2 separate regions of the Homo sapiens genome follow, and region 2 is linked to region 1. A link is a loop called in an ENCODE intact Hi-C map of the cell type or tissue named here. Cell type or tissue: OCI-LY7. All regions are shown on one strand. Links, peaks and the distances in the headings refer to the core of each region. The heading gives the core; the rest is flanking DNA.

Region 1 (10,726 bases), core at 3,312-8,311:
TTGTCGTTTTGAACAACTAACCTTAAAAAATCTATTTTTGGGTGGGATAGTAGGCAGGTTAGCAGCCTTCTTAGTGTACTTTTTTTTTTGAGATGCAGTCTCGCTCTGTTGCCCAGGCTGGAGTGCAGTGGCGCGATCTCAGCTCACTGCAAGCTCTGCCTCCCAGGTTCACGCCATTCTCCTGCCTCAGCCTCCCAAGTAGCTGGGACTACAGGTGCCCGACACCACGCCTGGCTAATTTTTTTTTTTGTATTTTTTTTTTTTTAGTACAGACGGGGTTTCACCATGTTGGCCAGGATGGTTTCGATCTCCTCTTAGTGTACTTTTAACTCTGCTGATGTGTTGTCTTTAATAATCTAGAGCAGGGCACCCAATCTGTTTATTGTACTGTATTATTAAAAAGTGTATATTCTTTTCAAATGCTTAATGGAAAGGGATAATTTTCTGACATATACAAGGCTTTTGTTTCATTATTTATTTTGAATACATGGGGCCAGAGGGTATGAATGCAGTTAGGTTTTGTTGGAAGGGAACTTGCAAAGACTTTTTGAGGCATGATGTGCAAGTGAGTGTTTTTAAGTCTCAGAGGTGTGATTATGTCATAACAGCCATAACCTCTGGGCTTGCTTTATTACTTTTATTAAAACAAATCTGTATGAGGGCGCTATGTATATTTTGGTGATGAAGGAAATGAGGTGGTTAATTTATTATGTGAACAGCACTTTCAACTAACCACAGCGTGATTCGCTGCGAGTGCAGTGAAAAAGCCTAGCTCTGTAGAAATGACTGCATTTTGATTTGTGGACCTTAACTTTCAACACCACAACATGAAGTTTATCTACAAAATGATTCCTTTTTTTTTCCTGTAATGTTTTTGTACAATTTTTAATCTCTGTTTCTTTTCTTCATTTTATTGTGGGAAAATAAAAACTTAGTAAATGAACTAAACAGCTCTCATCAGCAAACTGAAGAGAAAAAAGGGAGGAGGATCGACACGTTAGGGCATTAGGGAACTGAGTAGCATCTTTTTAGCTTCCAAGTATCTCCCACATCTATCTCAGAAGAGGACTCCACAGAATAAGTCAATATTCTAAGCTCTCAATGAATGACGATAACTATCTGAAGTCAAATAAGAGTCAAGGAAAATGAGGCACCTGTTCTTCCCTTTTGTAGGATGCATTTTTAAGCAGATCCATAGTGGAAAAGAAAATTAATATCTTGTAAGAGAATCTCTGAGATTTAAAAGTTGGGGGGGGCAGTTGAATCTCTGAGGTTTAAAAGTAGGGGCGGCGTCAGTTATGGGAGAAGGTGGGGATGTGTACCACACAGAAGCATATGCACTGTAGAGTGGGATTGACAGAGGGACTTGTCTGTCTAACGAGTTTGCAGTATATAGAAAGCACTTGTTGTATACTCATAAACAGCCATTGAAAGACCAAGAAAAGGTTGTTTTCCTTGGAGTGGAGCCATATCCAGCATCATCTGGTGATGTGAACCTGCCTAGAGAGAGAGTGAAAACAGGTCATCTTCCCAGCAGTATTTTTGAAAGACTCCGTCATTTTCCAGATGTGCCAAGTACCAACCATTAACAGACAGGAAGACTTGGAAATCAGTAAGCCATTTAACTGCCAACAATTAAGGTATTTTATATCTGGAACATTACAAGTCTCCATGAAAGGAAGGATAACAATCCGTTTTATATTTTATCTCTGCTTCTTTGGAGTGGCACACCACATTTCTCTTCAGATCCCTACATTTACTCTAAAAATTGTGTCATTCCTTCATAACACTTCCCCAGGAGAGTTGACAAAGTCCAGGAGATACATTATTTGTGTAGTTTAAAGACAGGCTATAGAGGAGAGAGGTCCACGCCTGTGGTTTCTGTAAACAGGGTAGACTGGGAGGGAGCGCTGGCACGCCTGGTTGGGTTGTTATTCGGTCATCATGACCAGTCATTCCTGGTGACTTTGTATCTACTTTGAAACTGCTTCCATAGTGGTGATTAGTAATGATCATGGACAGTCCCAGATTGAGGTAGAAATTTCATTTTAAAATTGGATTGTAGGCATAACTTCGTTTTAATGGCATTGGTTGGGCCTCTCAAACTTTCAGATGTCTTCACTAGTAGAATTAAACTATGTCCTGGACATTTCAAGAGAGTTATCTTTGATACTATGTAAGCCAGCATTTAAATTTTTAAAAGAGAATTTGTGTTCATAATGGTTTTGCTACTTTTTATAAAGTTGAGATTTAAGAAGTTATTCTTGGGAGTTGGTTTTGAAAAGTCTGTTACTCTTCCTTTCTCTCTTCTAAATGCCCACCACAAACCAATGCAGAACATAAGTTATTTTTAAAACATAGATAATAGAGAAGCCATAATTTCAAGTGTATCCTTGCTCTTCCCTGCCTTCCTCAGCATTTCCTTCTGTGCCTGCTTGCTATGTGCCTGTTTCCTCGACTCCCTTCCAACCTTCTGTGAGCTGCCTTTTGAAGAGGTGGTTTGTTCCCTAGTTCCTCATTCAGAACCCCCCTCATATGGTGTGAAATACAACCAGCCTTTTAAAAAAGTGATCCAAACCTCTTTTACGATTTGAAACCTAGTCGGATATGTGTTGACAAATTTAAGCAACTTTTTTTAGTTTTTCAAAATACAAATTTACGGGCATGCTACCAGAATTAGCATTAACTGAACACTGACCCAGTGATGGCAGCAGAATGCAGAAGACATCCAGCCCAGTCAGCTAGATGATCAGGGCATGATTGTGAATAAAATGGAACATGGAAGTTGGCAGTGAGCCAGGACGTGTTTTCTTGTGGATAAATTTACAAACTTAATGTTTATCATTAAGTTTGTAAAAGGAAATTTGGACTCTAGATTAGAATACTTGGTTAGTCATACCTTGGGCACATAACTATGCTCATTGACCTATGCCCATCCTTGCCGTTGGGTTATTCAGGGTGTGTTTAGTGAAAATTTCCCTGAGAGATAAAGATCTTACATAGACAGGAGCCTGCTTTAAACTAAAATTTCAGAAACATTTTCACTGGCACCATCCTTGTTCAGTGTGGTTTAGTGGAAAGAACACAGAGCCCTGGACCCCAAAGTGAGCTATGGACCTTGGTTTAGCTACTCATGTGTCATGTCACCTTGGGAAAGTAATTTTACCTTCTTGGAAAATAAGATAAGGATACCGATATGTTTTCTGAAGGAGTGTTAAAGGGAAAAAAATTAGACATGGAAGTGCCTCAAGGTGCATATGTGAAAGTGTTTTCACTTCATGAAATCAAAAAAATTTCATTCACTTTAGTAGTTCTTTGTTTAAACCTTTGATGTTAAGGTCCTGTTTATTCCTGTTGTTTATTCATATGCTAACCTTATCAAATATTCACTGAATCATTTAATTTCAGGTTACAAGGGACCCTCAAGGTCATTTAGTTCACACCTGTCAGGTATAAGCATGTTCATTCCTTTCTGCTGAAAGGAAGGACAGAAGCAGCCAATGGGGAAAGCTTCCAAAACAAAGGATCAGAGAGAGTGGCAGCGTTGCTGTGGTCATAATCCAGGAATGAGGAAGTGAAGGCCCATTGCCTGCCTCTTATAAATAGTAATGACAGGACGTGTTGCACAGGGAAAGATAGGCATTTAAAGTTGAATTGGAAAGTACACTTTAAACTTCTGTTAGTTATTACCTACAGAATTTTTTGTAAGTCTATAGTGTTTTACTTGTTATCCTTGTGTATCTGATTCTTCTGTTGTGGTTCACATCTAAATTGACTCAGTATTTTGGAGGTGGGAGTGGAAGAGGGTAGAATGCTTAAAAACAAACACAGCAGCAACAACAGAAACAAACTCTGTAGTTTGTTGGGATGCATGATCTGGTTATCGGTTGGCAATAAGAAACAGCTGTTTGTTTGTTGACAGCCTGCCTTTCCTCTCCCCTAATCAAGCTGTTTCTCATCATGTAATTACCAACTCTTTAGTATTTGAGACTTGTGGATTTATAGTTGGTCATATAATATTTGCCAAAACGTCATAGTTTACATAAAAAATTAGTGATTCCCCTGTAGTCATTCTACTGAAATATGAATGTGAGTTGTAATAAAATACCTGAAGAGACTTCTGAAATTCATTTCAGACTTAAGGGAATGTAGAGGGTGTTTTGTGTGTGTTCTAAAAAGGAAGTATTGGTGTAACTCTTCCCTCTCTTGTAGACTCCACTGCCAATCTGAAAAGCATTCTGTTTTCAAAAATGTAGTAAGGCAGCACTGATGTGGATAACAGGACAGATTTTGTTCTGATGAAGAAGGATATGGTTGCTTGTTTCTGTCTTTGTCTTTTTTCTTAAAACACTGTTCTAATTTTGAAGCCAAGTGTGAAAGGAAATAAAGTTGTCAGAGGGTCCAAGATGATGTTTCAGTCTTCTGGGTAGCTTTAGTAGCAGAAAAATAGCTGAATGTACCTCCTACTCTAAAGAGACTTAATTTAGGCCATTTTGTAAACAGACTACTTTCAGTCTGGCTTATGCTGAGTGAAGCCCATTTTGAAATAAAGGTAATCCTGTGTTTTAGGAAAACAAGCCAGAAAGGGTGAGGCTTCTGTTGTTTCATTTAGTTTTACCCTTCAAAATAAAACAAATGTTTTCTAATCACGCTCAGGTCACAGCTTCTCTCAGAATGGAAAAGTTTCTCTCTTCAATTAATCTTTTGACATTGCAGAGATAGTTCAGAAAAATCCCCTTAAAAGCTACAGTGCCAAAATTTTTTATTTTCATAAACTCCAAAGTAACATCACAAGTTCTCCTTGGTTTGATAGGTTTAAAATTATAATGGATTTTAGAATATATTATTTTCTCTTTGATCTCAAAGACATTACATAAATTAATTTTTATTTTAAAAGAGAATATGTGAATAGTAAGTGCTTTTTGAGATATGAGCTGTAACTAGGAAAGGGAATAATTTAGTTTAAAATTTGTAAAAAGTCAAATTTTGAAAAGCATATTTTGTATGAGTATAGTTTCTATTCTCATTTGCATTGTGTTTGTACTGTTTTTCATCTGAAGTTTACACCTACATTTTTTTCTAAAAGCATAAGTCCTTGAAAATATTTTAGTTTAAATGCACGTGTCAAATTTCTTGGTCTCTTGAAGTCAACAGCTCCCAAATGTTAGCTGAATTAGACTATCAGTGATTTCACCAGGTGGCTAGTGACAGTTAATATTTAGGTTTTTACCAGAACATGAAGTGTTTGTCGGGGTATTTTTTTAACATACGCCGTGAGAATGACATTTCTTATATTACTTTAAACTATTTAATTGCAGTTAGTATCAAGGCAAGATTTGTTTCTTTATCTTAAAATATTAGCTATACCATGAAGTTGAGATTTGAAATAAAAAGATTACTTCTAGCTTAATTGGAGCAGGTAGGAAGTGGTGGCATATAAAAGGTGAATATTTTCATATGCACAGCTGTGCATGTATTCTTAGGGCTCTGTTGGCCAAAATCTGTTGTCCTAGTAGTGCTCAGGTGCATAATTCAGTCAGTTGAATCACAGATGATCCATTTTCAAAGCACTTTAGTAGTTGGGTGTCAAGGGAAAAAAGTTGTAATTTTAAGAACTTCATCCGCAAATCATGTAATGGTATTTTTAATTTTAGCTTCCCAAATCTGTGTGGACAAAAATTATTCAGTTATAAATAAAAGATGTGTAAATCCTTATTCCAGTGGCCTTCTTTGGGGTGACAGGGAGGAGTATTAGGCGATGTTACAGGATATTGTTACAGTTTTATATTTTGTTTCTCTGTGTTAGACTTTTCTATTTGATAATACTTTTTCAAAAATGATGCTATAAAAACCCATTATTATAGAGCCATTAAAAATACAGGTCTATTATCCAGTGATTAATATCCATGACCTTTATTTTTGGATCGGCTTCATAAATATATACATTTTCTATGTCAGCCATTGTCTGGAATTTCATTTTTGTTCTGCTTTCCATTACATACCATGAATTAAATGAAATTAATTTAATCGCTACTACAAACAGAAATTAAACGTGCCCTAATCCAGAGTTACGTTGTTTGCTTTTACAACTGTAAGTCATAAGTAATTAATTTTCCTTGGAAAATTAATTCACTTAGCATTCCCAGTAGCATCATATGTTGACACAGGGTTATAGATAGTTTAATATTTTTCTTCAGCATGCTGGCCTCAACTTTAGAAGACCTTAAATGAAAACAAATTAAAATTTACTCAACTGTATGTAATTTGGGGCTATTTAAAATAAGTGTTGTTGTTATTGATAGCATCCAGGTGATGACTCGAAAATTATACTCAAACTTTACAAAATGCCCATTATGTATTAGCAAGTCTGAAACAATATATTTTTTAACATTGGTTATATGACAGTAGCCATTAATATTTTCTGTCCCTCAATTCTGAATAAACATTTGACATGAGAACCATCTAACAGCAGTAGCATGGAAAGTTTTTTTTACCATCACTTAACTGTCAAGAAAACAAAAGGGTTAACTTACTTGCTGGACATTTGACCACCTGGGATAGCAGGCCATCCTGTCTGATTCTTACAGAGCTTATTTTCAGTCTCTCACCTCGGTCAGCAGAAAAATTTCTATCAAGGTCATCTTAAAACATAGAATATATTGATTGCCGTTTTCTAATTGTTTCATTCTTTCCTGTTTAATACTTTTTTTCCCCTTACTTTCCAGAAAGGCCAGTGTGGAAAATGAAATAAGCAGAAGTCTTTCAGTTAAACAAGCTTTCCCCCACTGCTTTTTATATTCTGGGGACTCAGAAAATATGAGCAAACCAAATTTAGCTTTTCTTTTGCATTTGCCAGGAGGTTATTTAGTAAGGTGATTTTTTTTTTCTGGTTCACAGAACTCTATAAAACATATAGTGTTTATTACTTTATGTATATTTATTTAAGTCACTAAGGTGAAACTGTAGTGATGGTGGCAATGTTACAGTTTTAACAAGTGGGGCTTATTTTATAAATGTGTCTTTGTGGCAATAGCTTTCAAAAATGCACAGGGTTAGCAGTGACATGCTCTTTTGGAAAGAAAATTTGCTGTTTAATTCCAGGGTAAAAGTACTACTAGAACACAAAATCACCACTGTTATTTTTTTATTTTTTATTTTTTGGTTACTATTTATTGTTAAAGTCAACTTTAAAAAAATCTGTACTCGCAGGATTTAACTAACTACATACATTGCAAAGTTGTGTCAGGGAGAAAATGTTTGCTTGTTATCCCTATCAGAAGGGGGGTGACAGGGAAGTCCCCTTCCCTATGCTTCAGAGGGTTTCCCTCTGAGTGGCCTTCAGAGTTAGGATAATGGCTTTCCTCTTTATCATCATCAGACAAAATGAAAAGATTACACATGTCAAGTTACGCACATTTATGTTTTTGCTCTGACCTAAATATAGATTGTTGTACAGTCAGGTTTAAGGGAAAGCAGTCTTTCAAAAATAATTTAGGCAGCCCAGGTGATGATTATTCTAAAAACTCTATTCCTAAATCTACTATCACATACCTGCAATACGATTACATATAAATACGTATGATAATGCTGCATACATTCTTACACAGTTTTTAAAAAATGCTTCTGCCTTCTTTCTGAAATGAACTGGTTTACTTTATTCTGGTTTTGAAGTGGAAAAGTAAATTCACCCTTATAGAAATTTACTAATATTAATCTGCATTTAATTTCAGAATATATTCTCTTAAAAATTAAATTTAAATGAAAAGAGTTTGTCATGTCCTTCATTAACTTTTGTGTCAAAATGAATATCTTAGAAAAACATTTTATAGCAAACTAAGAAGTGTAGAGGAATTGTGTGTGTGGTGGGTGTACACAAGGAGATTTTAAGAGTGTGGAGAAAAGAGATGCTAAATTTGAGCTACATAATATTTACCCAAAACTGGCAAAGGAAAACTTTGTTAAAATATATAAAAATTATGGATTCAAGAAACAAAGCTTGGAGAAGTAAAATTTTTTACTTCTTACTTTCTGTGATTATTCTGTTGATTCAAATTAGAATAGAAACAAGATTTTGTGATAGAAATATGAATGTGCTTTTTAAAAATTTATAATGTTAAGATATAACAATGTTCATAATTTGCTGAATGATTGTGACACATGAAAAACCGTGCTGTTTGTGAGAAGTAGACAAACAAATGTTCGTGCATTGTAAGAACTCTGAGGAACTTAGAGCAGACTATCGCTTGAGTTTGGTCAATAAGACTTTATTTTTTACCTGCAAGCAGAGTGTAAGTAATCATAATTATTCCTAAATTGCTCCCTAAAGTGTGGTAAAAGTGGGGTTTGCAAACTGCTGATATTTGTTGGACAATTAGATTGATGTTTTATAACATGTTACTATTCAATGGAGTCCTTCACAGTGCCGTTGGGTGGAAAAGTAAATTTGTACCTAAAGAAATGTACAACTATTAATTTGTATTATATTCCACACTGTTCTTTCAAAACACTAAATTTAAATAAGTTTACACTTCTACTCACAAAGGGAATAATTAAATTAAGGTGATATATAGAAAGATAAAATGGCAATTTACCACCACCTGAGATTGACAAAACTCTCCCAGGTCTTTCAAAGTGAATCATGCTCCCAGTCATTATCTCACAGTACCACGATCTTACACATTGACAATGGGGTAAATTGGATTACATTTTTGCTTTTACTAGAAATTCAAATAAAATCTTAGGCAAGATAGGGAATACCACATTGTAATATCCTGCTTTTATGCTTCTGTTAGGGCTGTACATTAGTCTTTGGCTAATAGATCCTGCTAGATAACGCTTTTTCCTTTTGTAGCACCATTCATAGTTTGAGGCTGTCTTCAATCTGACCTGTAAGAACTCTGCTTCGAAAGACTGTGTATATAAGAATGTTGGAATAATTTAATACTCACATTTTGATAGGTTTAAAATGAACTGGAGATTTATGTTAATTGCAGTGGACGAATTGCCACATTTGTCCTACTAAAGTTGCTTATCAGAAGAGGAAAATGAGCAGAAGAATCTTTAAAAAGAATGTTTTGTCTCCAAATTATTTTATATTTGTATGTTAACCCAGAACTTTTTCTCTAGTCTCTCTCTGTATATATTAGAGGAGTAATTTCTGAGTTTTGTTTTTCATCAGATTTGCAGTGAAGATTAAAAACAAAAACAGAAAGAACCTCTTTGCAATAAACATCACTACCACATTTAAGTTTGTAATTTTTATAAGAAAGGAACACTAGTTAGAAGCTATTTTTTTTTGAGTTTTAATATTTACCAAATTTATAGGAACTCTCAACATGTTTTACATTTTTTCTCTCCATGTATGTAAACAGAATGAAGTTAAATTTAGTGATTTCTTCCCTGGAGTGATTAAAAGTAATGTAATTTGTTTGTTAATAACAAACTTAAATTTATTTTGACATTATTGTATTTTCTGTATACTATAATGTGGAAAAAAGTACTTAAGGAATGGAGAGAAATAGACTGTTCTAGCTAATAAAAGTGCTTAACTCTGGAGGGGCCACCAAGGAGTCTGTCATGATTGACAAGCATTCTAGTGGAGTCTTTCTTTCCTTTTTCTTTTCTTTTCTTTCTTTTTTTTTTTTTTCCTTATAGCAGTGTTGAAGTCAGTCAAAGTATATATACAAAGCTCGGTGAATACCAGTTTCCCCAGTACAGGGGCTATTTTTTCAGGAAGTCTAACTCAAACCAGATGTTTTGCCTAGACCTAGAGTTTGTTGCTGCCAAGCATCTCATCAGAGGTCAGAGTTCTGGGCTCTGGGCCCTGCTAGAATTCTTTCACAAATTGCTATTCGGTGAGGTTTTAATCCTAATGGAAAGAATAATGTGCTTGTAAAATCTGCAGTTATTACAAACACAGTATACATATTGTGGACTTCAAATGACTACGTATTTCATCCCCATAAACAGGGAATGCAGATGAATGCCTTGTGTGATAGCTTCAGACATTCTAACGAAAACCTAGTATACAGTTTATTCCACATTAACCATTTGCATTTGTAATACCCTAATAAAAGAAACTGTTATTTTTGGGTGACAACTGGTAACCAACTTACGCCCCCCCACCACAACCAATTTTTTTAACAAGCTCTACAACCCCATACAGCTGTTTGAACACAAGAATTAAAAACATTCAGAACCAAATATTGGATATTCTCATAGGAAGATCTATGAATGCTATAGTACTAGGTGAAAAGTTCTTAAAGCAAAAGACACCAGTATGCCAAGACTTAGCTATCTTATATTTAGAAACACATATAAATGTATTAAAACCAAATTCATTTATTCAAATTAGGATGAAGAGTATTTTTCTTTGTAATGGAGAATGTGATTGGTATTTAACTAAACATGAGTTATAGCTCTTTGGGAAAGGTTAAAGACGTGTACTGAGATTGATTATATCTCTGCATAATTAATTTTATATACAAATATTATGGATATTATTAGATGCTTACTTGGGGGCACTGCTGCTGCTGATTATAAGCCTGAGAGAAATTCTCAGGTAAAAGTAGGCGTGTGAAACCAGAGAATCACAATTTGGCTTAGAAATAAGAAGGTTAATTAAACTATCCTGCAGCAATTAAATAAATCTGCAGTTAAGTTAGATGTGGCAAATTTTTATCAAAACAGTGAAAGCCCAAATTTCTGAAAATGAGAAATTGAACTG
Region 2 (10,726 bases), core at 2,670-7,669, 270 kb before region 1:
CTCCAGGAAGGCGGAGAACACACGGACCTGTGTAACCTCATCTCCTTTTGTGTTTGTCAGATTCCCAGTCATACCATCAAGCTGCTGCTTCTCTCACTGGCATTTGCTAACTTCCAATGCTCACACCACTTAACGCAGACAACCCCCCCGTTTACATGGATGAGTATACTGTCTTTCAGGACTGCAAGCATTACGTAAAATCAGGCTCAACTATAGACATGGAACTGAATTTCAGAGTTTAATTTTTTTTTTTTTTTTCTGAGATGGAGTCTTGCTCTATTGCCAGGATGGAGTGCAGTAGCGCCATCTCTGTTCACTGCAACCTCCACCTCCCAGGTTCAAGCGATTCTCCTGCCTCAGCCTCCCAAGTAGCTAGGACTACGGGTGCACGCCACAACGCCCAGCTAATTTTTGTATTTTTAGTAGAGACGGGGTTTCACCATGTTGGCCAGGATGGTCTCAATCTATTGACCTCATGATCCACCTGCCTCGGACTCCCAAAGTGCTGGGATTACAGGCGTGAGCCACCGCACCCAGCCCAGGGTTTAATGTTTTCCACTGGACTGCACTTCATAATTACCCAGCCTCAACTGCGCAGCCCACATGGTGCCACCTGCTATACAGCAGATATAAAAAGTGTGAGATGGCCCCTGCCTTCCAGGAGGTTTTCCTTGAAGCTAAGACCACCCCATGAAACTGCTACACAATGAATGCCATGTGCACAGGCTCAAAGCAAAATCGTTGTTCTGAGAAGGCAGGGGCCAGCAGGCCCCAAGTGGCCTTATGACTTGCAGAGCAGAAAGAGCCCACCGAGGTCACCAGCAGAGCCATGCCTGGAATCCAGGTCCCTTGAAGCCCCGAGCGCTTCCTACTACACGACTTTGGGGGAAGAGAGACTCTTAGCTGCGTAGAAAGAAAGCTGATAGTGGAGACGGTGAGAGGGAGGAGAGAGGGCATTTCAGGCCAGCCACTAGGCTGACTCCATGACCTCCTTCAAGTCTTTGCTCAAACCTCACCCTCTCAACGAGGCCAGTGCTGACCAGCCCACATAACACCCCAACCTGGCCACTCCGCACCTCCCCAGGGAATTCCAATGCCCCTTACCTTGCTTAGTAATGTCTCTTTTTCCGTGGCCTTTATCATCTTATCACATACCCCACCATTTATGATTTACTGTTTCTTGCGTATTATTTGTCTTCCCTTGCTAAAATGTGAGCTCCATGAGGACAGAGACCTTATCTGTTTTCTGTGCTCACATATCCCAAGCTCCTCGAATCATGCCTGGCTCACAACAGGCACTCAACAAATTCTTGTTGAATGAATGAATGAACAAGAGCTAATATTTGTTGAGCAGTTACTGTGTACCAGGACAGGGCCAGCCACCAGGGGAAAGGTGGGAAGCAAGTCAGAATCTCTGCCTGCATCAAGCTCACATGCAGTCAGTCTGATACCTCCTCAGCCAGCTTCTGAGAGAGGAGTAAACTCTCAAGCCCTAAGCCACAGGGATCACCAGTAAACCGCAGCCCCAGGGCCAAATCTCAGTCACTGCCTTTGTTTATAAATAAATTTGTTTATTTGTATTGTCTATGGCTGCTTTTGCACTACAATGGTAGAGCCAAGTTGTTTTCGCAGAGACTCTGTGGCCCGCAAAGCTAAAAATATTTACTCTCTGATCCTTTAAAGAAAGTCGTCGACCCTTGATCTAGGACATCCATTAATTATAACGATTTAACTTCTCTCCTGTTTATCTAAAATTACCAATCATGTACCATCTTTAGGAGAACTCAGAAAACAGTTCACTCATGTCGGTTTTTTGTTGTTGTTGTTGTTCTGTGGTCAGATGAGGAATCTTATTTGAGAAAGATAGTGAAAGAGACAGATAAACAAATAGGAAAATACCAAATAGTGTGTTAGGTGCTGGCTGAGGAAGGTGCAGGCAACACACTACAGATGCACATAGAAAGCTATGTGTAGCTGGATTTGGAGGATCCGGGAAGACTTCCTGGAGGAAGCAGCATCTAAGATATTATAATGATTATTGTTACCACTACTACTACTGCCCAAAGTAAGCTATAAGTAAAACATATAATATATATTATAGACTGACTTCAAACCTTTTTTCAAAAAGGTGGATATCAATGGATGAATAAACCTATTTAATACAGGTAATGACCAATAATACTGTATTTCATTATTTAGTAAGCTCCTGGTTATATGATAGGTACTCTGAAACATAAATCTGCCCTGTGAGTTGATACTAACATATGAAGAACCTCAACATATCCAAATATTTTAACACTAACAACCTGGGTAGAATGTACTTAAAATGGCATTCAGGGCTCACCTATAGAAAAACCTGAGTCCCTGAGACATGTCTGTCCCTAGCCTCCCGACATGGAGCCCTTTGCCTGCCCTAGGATGTCCAGGGCCCCCATATTCTTTCCTCCCTCTCCAATGACAGTCTGTTCCAAAAAAAAGCTCTCATAAATTTCATTTATACTGAGGTTCACATGACTGATAAGATGGTATGGCCCTTCTCTAGGACATCTGTATTTTAACTACTCATAACAAGGTTTAACTTACAGGAAAGACTTTCTAAGGGTGGAATTTCTAGGACTGTGGCTGACAGTGAAAATGGAGTTCTGTGGAGTAGGAGGTCATTCTGAAAGCCTAATTTGAATCACATGGCAGTCTGTAGCAGTAAAAAGCTCCAGGAATTGGCCAGGTACACTGGTTCATGTCTGTAAACCTAGCACTTTGGGAGGATACCTTGAGCCCAGGAGTTCAAGACCAGCCTGGGTAACACGGTGAGACCTTGTCTCTACAAAAAATTCTAGCCAGGTGTGGTGGCACACACCCATGGTCCCAGCTACTTGGGAGGCTGAGGTAGGAGCATCACTTGAGCCTAGGAGGTCAAGTCTGCAGGGAGCAATGTTTGCACCACTGCACTTCTTCCTGGGCAACAGAGTGAGACCCTGCCTCAAAAAAAAAAAAAAAAAAAAAAAATTCCAGGAATTCAGAAAATTCTTGGTTTTCAGGCTTAGGTTTCCCCATTAGTAACTACAAAATCCAAGACACTTAATGTCTCTGAGTCTCTTTCTCTCATGTCTAAAATGAACTTGAGAATTAAGGAAGGAAACTCAACTTCTCCCAGTTTCCTGAAGAGACTCAGTAAATGAAAAACCTCCAGACAAATGATTTTTACTCCATCTCCCCACTTCTTTTTTGGCATCTCTCCCAGGCCAGACATTTATACATCACACCTGCATGAGCCACAGAACTGATGGTCCTAAAATACTGACCAGAAAACCACAAGGAATGGAGCTGCTCTGTCTAAGTGAATGCTCTGAGCCCAAGAGGCTGAGTTGTCATAGGCAAAAACTGTGCATAACTCCATTAAGACACCCCTTGCTCTCCTGACACTAGCTGTAATAACCATCTTCCTCTCTAAACACAAAGGCCAATGCTAACTAATAACAGAAATCAACAGGCCCTAAACTCACCAGTCTCTAAACTGTCCACAGTAGCCACTTTCTGCCTGAGAGTTCTCCCTGGTTAGAGAACACCCAGGCTCCCACTATTCCCACATTCCTATTTCCTTCACTTCAAAATTTTCATTAACAGCTTCCACTTGTTCTTCCACACCAGTCAGATTTTCCTTTTAGATAAATCCAGGAATATCATTGCTCCATAAAGGTAAAAATGTATTTTTAAAAATGTTTTACAAATAACAGCACTCTGTCTCCCATGATCTGTCGGGCAGACACACAAAATTAATTTTTTAATGGAAATTTCCTTGGGAGAAGTGTCTCTTCAGAGACAGAAAAGAAACTGGTAGCTCTTGAAAATTAAAAATGTTGTGCTTGCCAGGCATGGTAGCTCACACCTGTAATCCTAGCACTTTGGGAGGCTGAGGCGGGTAGATAGCTTAAGGCCAGGAGTTTGAGACCAGCCTGGCCAATGGGGTGAAACCCTGTCTGTACTAAAAATACAAAAATTAGCCAGGTGTGGTGGTGCACACCTGTAATCCCACCTACTAAGGTGGCTGAGGCACAAGAATTGCCTGAACCCAGGAGGCAGAAGTCGCAGTGAGCCGAGATTGTGCCACTGTACTCGAGCCTGGGCAACAGGGTGAGACTCTGTCTCGGGAAAAAAAAAAAAAAAAAAATTACAACTGGTGGCTCACAGTTGTAATCCCAGAGCTTTGGGAGGCCAAGGTAGGAGGATCACTTGAGGCCAGGAGTTTGAGACCAGCCTGGGCAACACAGCAAGACTCCATCTCTACAAAAATAAAAAATAAAAAATTAGCTGGGTATGGTGGCCCACACCTGTAATCCTAGCTACCCAGGAGGCTGAGATGGGAGGGTTGTTTGAGCCCAAAAACTTGAGGTTACAGTGAGCACCACTGCACTCAAGTCTGGGTGACAGAGCGGAACCCTGTCTCTAAAAAATTTATTTTTCCAGTGTTGTGCTCTGTTGTCCCCAAACGGCTCTTCAAGCCTGGCGTCTATGGTAACATGACTGTAACCTCAGTGCTGCCCTGCTAATGTGTGGTTTCTGTTTTTCTTCCTCTTTTCAAATCCAAGGTTAACCAACGGACTCAAAACATCCATTCTTGTCAATGTTGTTGAACTATAAAAGTATGACTCTATACCCTTAAAAAATGCAAAATGCCCAGGACCCAAAGATCTCCTCCATGCTGATCTGTTCCTCTTTTAAGACTCCAGGTGGAGCTAGTAGGAACTGCACTCCAGGCTTTGAGCCATTGACAGATCTGCTCCCCTTGAGGCAAGGTGGACGTACTAGTTCTTCCTCCGGTCAAGGATGGCCAGAGCAGTCTGGACCCACTCTGGCCTAATCAGCATCAGCATACAGGCTCATCATCCATTACACTACCAATGTCCCTTGGAATATTTTCTGCTCAAACTTAAAAAATAAGCCCCCATGGAGGATACAGCCTAGAATCTCTAGTACAGATTCAAAAATAGCTGTATTCCTGAGTATGCACATCCCTTCAAAACGGTGTAAAAATTTTCAGAAGCCAAGGGTCAGTGATCACAGCCTCACTGGGGCCTAAAAATATCCTTCAGGCTATTGCTGTAGGAGGGGGAAAAGGAATCGGAAAGTAATGAAGGGGGACACATAGATGCATATGATGGAGGCTCCAGGGAGGGCCGAGCTGGCTTGATATCACATCTACACTGGCTGTCTCATAAGCGTATTAGGATCACACCCTTTGATAATAAAGAGGATGCAATGACCCCTGCTAAGAAGACACAGGCTTGAGCTGAGGATGGCTTTCATGGCACCTTTCATCTACTTTCTCTCTACTCTATCTTGCTCAGTCTCCCATAAGCCAGTGCAAACAGAGACTGCACTGTGTCCTCCACCGCCCTATGTGAATTAACCAGCAAGGATCCTGGTATAAGTGACGTGGTATCAGCTCCTTCGGGTCCCAAGGACAATGCCTCTGTTCCATTGATCAAGGCTTTGGAACTCCTTCCTTTGGAGTCCAGGCTTCCAAGTCATCATGGTAGCCATGGTCGGAATCCTACCTTGGCAAGTTGAGAGCAAGATCCCTGGTGGGGCAGTGAAAAAGAAAGACGATGGGAAGTGAGGGAAGAAGTGGGAATAGAGGCAGCCTCACTTGGCAAACACAGTGCAGCACAGCCTACCAGTTAGGAGCCAGTGCCCCAGTGCCACCGTATACTGAGTTCAAATCTTTGCTAACACCCAGCTCCAACACCCAACTCTAAACACATTACTCAACCTCTCTAACCTTAAAGGAGAGATGATGGTCATACCTTCCTCATACAGTTGTTATGAAAAATAAGTGACATGATGCATGAAAAGCACTCAGCACAGGGCCTCAATAATTAGCAGCTGTTATTGCTCAGATACTGAAAACAAACCATGAACTGGTGAAGACAGACCTCAACTTACAGTCAGGCAACCTGGGGGCTTTCAGTTCCCCATCTGTAAAACAAGGGGCTGAGAATGAAGGTTCCTTCCAGCTCAGACACTCTAGAAGTCTGTGACTAAGATACAAAGATTCCAGCGGCACGTGGGCATTACAACTGTAATATAAAATGACACCCAATAGCACTTGCACCACCCTCAAAGCAAGCAGCATGCACAAGAGGATACTGTGAAGAGTGCGTGTGTTTGGGCATGGGACTATTGGGGGAAGGGTTCTGGTGAAGAAGGGGCCAGTGAAATGGCATTGCTTAGATTGTTCTCTGGCTTGCTAGTCCAACATCCAGGAATGTTTCTGGCCTTCTAGGTATGAAGCAGGCAATTAGGGTCTTATAAAAATAAAAATAAAAAATTTCACTTAAAATCAAGAGGGAGAAATTTCTACTTGCCCTAACCTTGATCCTTTGCCCTTTGAAGCCAAAACAGATACTACCCTTAATTTATTTAGAGTAGCTTCTCACCCATCACCTTACTCCCTTGATGGGATACGAAGGACTTTCTGAAAGGATGTGGAGTCACACTTTGAAAAATACACTTACACAGAAGGAGCAGGCTTGAAAAGAAAAGATACGCTTAAACAGAAAGCGAGGCATGGTGTTTACTCAAGAGACCATCTCCCTCAGCCTGGTTTAAGCCAGTAAGGGCTTTATTTTCCATCTTGGCTTCCCAGAGTTTACTGTAAAAATACATGCCCTGGCTGGGCCCGGTGGCTCACGTCTGTAATCTCAGCACTTTGGGAGGCCGAGGCAGGCAGATCACGAGGTCAGGAGTTTGAGACCAGCCTGACCAACATGGTGAAACCCCGTCTCTACTAAAAATACAAAAATTAGCTGGGTGTGGTGGCGGGCACCTGTAATCCCAGCTACTCAGGAGGCTGAAGCGGGAGAATCGCTTGAACCCAGGAGCCAGCGGTTACAGTGAGCCGAGATCGCACCACTGCACTCTAGCCTGGGTGACAGAGCGAGACTCCGTCTTAAAAATAAAATAAAATAAAATAAAACACATGCCCCAATGTGAAGTCAAGAAGCAGAGTCCAACCAATGCAATGGCAAGAAACTAAAGGCATCAGGGAGCAAATGATGGCCAGCAGAACATCTGGGTGGAATGACAGATGTTGTACAAAAGCTTGGTCAAATCCTCTAAGCTACCTGGAATGCCCTCCCTCCTAGTCCAAATCCTCTTATCCTTATCCTTTAGGCAGAGTTTGAACCCCGTCCTCCGGGAAGCCCCCAGTGATCTCTCCCATTAGAGGTACCCACTCCCACTTTTGTGCACTGGTTGGACATACACAACATTCCGCCATTGCTTGTCTTCTACCTTCAATACACATCAGTTTCCATAAAAAGACTTCCAAAAGATCTTACTGTATCTCCCTTATCACCATGTATTTGGTTTATGCTAAATAAATAACTATGGCCTTAAGAGGTAGGTAAGCTGTTCTTGTCTACACAGTTTTCTACTCCGGAGAAGACTGCATCATTTGCCTAACAAGGATTAACTCTGCCCCATCACATAAAATTAACTTCACCTTGGGCAAACAGGGACTGTACTATGACATGCATCCAGGTATACATCTTTATCTAGAAAATTTGCTTAGCAAATGGCAGGTCTATTAATAAAAACTCTAAGGTCAAATCTCAAACTCAATAGAGCTTGTCAATATTAAGCCTTCGCATACATTTTTAATCTTATTTCCCATGAGGAAAGTAAGGGCCAGAAAGGTTAAGTGGTTTTCCCAAGGTCACCCAGCTAACAAGCAGCAAAGTCAGCCCTGGAATTCAGTTCTGCTTCTTTTTCCACCACCCTACAGCCACCCTACAAGCCCTCTATGTCACCTAGGAAAACAGGAGGGCTGATGACCGAGGCAATAGGATCAGTAGCCACAGGCTCCCAGGACATATCTGACCCCTTAAATCAGCAATATTTTTTAGAAGAATGTATCCTGAGAATCAAAAGTACAGGTATACATCAGAGATATTGAAGGTTCAGTTCCAGATAACTATAATAAAGCAAGTCATAAAAATATTTTGTTTCCCAGTGTACGTAAATTTATGTTTACACTATATGTAGTCTATTGTGTGTACGATGTAATTATGTCTAAAAATGTACATACTTTAATTGAAAAGTGCTTTATTGCTAAGAAAAATGCTAATGACCATCTGAGCCTTTAGCACACGTTGTAATCTTTTTGCTGCTGGGGAATCGTGCCTCGATGTTGACAGCTGCTGACTGATCAGGGTAGTGATTGCTGAAGGTCAGGGTGGCTGTGGCAACCCCACAGCAAGAAATTGCTATGCCAATTTCTTAAAATAAGACAATGAAGTTTGCCACATAATGGACTCTTCCTTTCACAAAAGATTTCTCTGTAGCATGTGACACTGTTTGATGGCATTTTCTGTCAAAATTGGAGTCAATCCTCTCAAACCTTGCTGCTGCTTTATCAGTGAATGTAATATTCTAAATCCTTTGTTGTCATTTCAACGTTATTCACAGAATCTTCACCAGGAATAGATTCTATCTCAAGAAACCACTTTCTTTGTTTTTCCCTAAGAAGCAACTCCTCATCCGTTCAAGTTTGGTCAAGAGACTGCAGCAATCCAGTCACATCGCCAGGCTCCATTTCTAATTCTAGTTCTCTTGCTATTTCTACCACATCTGCAGTGACTTTCCCAGCTGAAGTACTGAAACCCACAAAGTCATCCACGGAGCTGGAATTAACTTCCTCCAAATTTTTGATAATGTTGAAATTTTCACCTCCTCCCATGCATCATGAATGTGGGTTTTTTTGTTGTTGGTGGCGGTTTTTTGTTTTTTTTTTGAGATGGAGTCTCACTCTGTCAAGAGGCTAGAGTACAGTGATGTGATCTCGGTTCACTGCAACCTCCGCCTCCCGGGTTCAAGCGATCATCCTGCCTCAGCCTCCCAAGTAGCTGGGACTACAGGTGCGTGCCACCACGCCCAGCTAATTTTTATATTTTTAGTGGAGATGGAATTTCACCATGTTGGCCAGGATGGTCTCGATCTCTTGACCTCGTGATCTGCCCGCCTCGGTCTCCCAAAGTGCTGGGATTACAGATGTGAGTGTTCTTAATGGCATCTAGAATGGTGAATCCTTTCCAGAAGGTTTTCAATTGACTTTGCCCCAATCCATCAGAGAAATCAATATCTATGGCAGCTAAAGCCTTATGAAATGTATTTCTTAAACAATAAGACTTCAAAGTCAAAATTACTCCTTGATCCATGGGCTGTAGAATAGATGTTGTATTAGCAGGCATGAAAACAACATTAATCTCCTTGTACATCTCCATCAGAACTCCTGGTTGACTAGGTGCACTGTCAATGAACAGTAACATTTTGAAAGAAATCTTTTTCTGAGCAGGTCTCAATGGTGGGCTAAAATATTCAGTAAACCATGCTGTAAACAGATGTGCTATCATCCAGGCTTTGTTATTCCATTGACAGAGCACGAGCAGAATAGAATCAGCATAATTCTTAAGAATGTAAAGAATGGTAAATGAGCACTGGCTTCAACTTAAAGTCACCAGCTGTGTTAGCCCCTAATAAGGGAGACAGGCTGGCCTTTGAAGCTTTGAAGCCAGGTATTGATTTCTCTTTAGCTATGAAAGTGTTAGATAGCAACTTCTAATCTACATTGAAAATCTGTTGTTTATTGTAGCCACCTTCATCAGCGGTCTTAGCTAGATCTTCTGGGTAACCTGCTGCAGCTTCTCCATCAGCACTTGCTGCTTCACCTTGCACTTTTATGTTATGGAGATGGCTTCTTTCCTTAAACGTCATAAACTAGCCTCTGCTAGCTTACAATTTTTCTTCTGCAGCTTCCTTACCTGTCAACCTTCATAGAATTAAAGAGAGTTAGGGCCTTGCTCTGGAGTAGGCTTTGGCTTAAGGGAATGTTGTGGCTGGTTTGATCTTCTATCCAGACCACTCAAACTTTCTCTGTATCAGCAGTAAGGCTGTTTCACTTTCTTATTCGTGTATTTACTGGAGCAATACTTTTAATTTCCTTCAAGAACTTTTCCTTTGCATTCACAACTTGGCCGTCTGGTGCAAGAGGCCTAGCTTTCAGCTGTCTCAGCTTTCAACATGCCTTCCTCACTAAGCTTCATCATTTCTAGTTTTGATTTCAAGTGAGAGCTCTGAGACTTCCTTTCACTGGAACACTTAGAGGTCATTGTAGGGTTATTAAGTGGCCTGATTTCAATATCATTTTGTCTCAGAGAATTAGAGAGGCTGAAGGAGAGGGAGAGAGACAGGGAAATGGCTAGTTGGAGGAGCAGTAAGGACACACACAACATTTATCAATTAAGTTCACCATCTTATATGGGGGCAATTCACGCCACTCCAAAACAGTTATAATAGTAACATCAAACAAACGTAATTGTACCAAAAAGTTTGAAATATTGCAGAAATGACCAAAATGTGACACAGAGACATGAAGTGAACATATGCTATTAGAAAAATGGTGCCATAGGCTTGACTGACACAGGCTTGCCACAAACTTCCAATCTGTAAAAAGCACAACATCTGCGAAGTGCAATAAAACAAGGTGTGCCTGCATATAGCAAGATGCCAGCACACTGCCCAGAGTCTGAAGCCAGGAAGTGAAAAGTGGAGGTTCTAGACTGCTAGCTGCTCAAAATGAGAGCTGAAAGCAGGGTCTCCTCAAAGAATGTAAGAACAGACTATGTCATCACAGAATGAACAAATTAAAAGAACATGTATTGGGCTG

What was found. A loop is a pair of places that touch in the nucleus more often than their neighbours do. Peaks named below come from ENCODE experiments on the same cell type or tissue, not always from the same donor. Only the 100,000 strongest peaks of a DNase experiment are listed, where the experiment ranks them.
Region 2: it touches region 1 in a loop (3-fold over the local background); 1 of 110 quality-filtered maps calls a loop at or near these places.

Annotation. Positions count from the first base shown.
Region 1 is chr2:45,452,189-45,462,914 of GRCh38, reverse strand. The region is part of intron 16 of SRBD1 (S1 RNA binding domain 1); the gene reads left to right. Among named protein-coding and RNA genes, the nearest start is that of SRBD1, 150 kb to the left of the region's middle. In OCI-LY7, for the core only: no CTCF peak of the experiment used is centred there; DNase peaks (open chromatin) are centred at 5,164, 5,504, 6,814, 7,344 and 3 weaker places; H3K4me3 peaks cover 4,102 bases; H3K27ac peaks cover 5,000 bases.
Region 2 is chr2:45,723,898-45,734,623 of GRCh38, reverse strand. All of the region lies in intron 1 of PRKCE (protein kinase C epsilon), which reads right to left. Among named protein-coding and RNA genes, the nearest start is that of PRKCE-AS1, 54 kb to the right of the region's middle. RefSeq lists enhancers at 1,320-1,827, 4,288-4,427, 4,808-4,887. In OCI-LY7, for the core only: CTCF peaks have their summits at 4,526 and 4,725 (motif pointing right); DNase peaks (open chromatin) are centred at 4,593, 5,343 and 5,933; H3K4me3 peaks cover 2,862 bases; H3K27ac peaks cover 4,426 bases.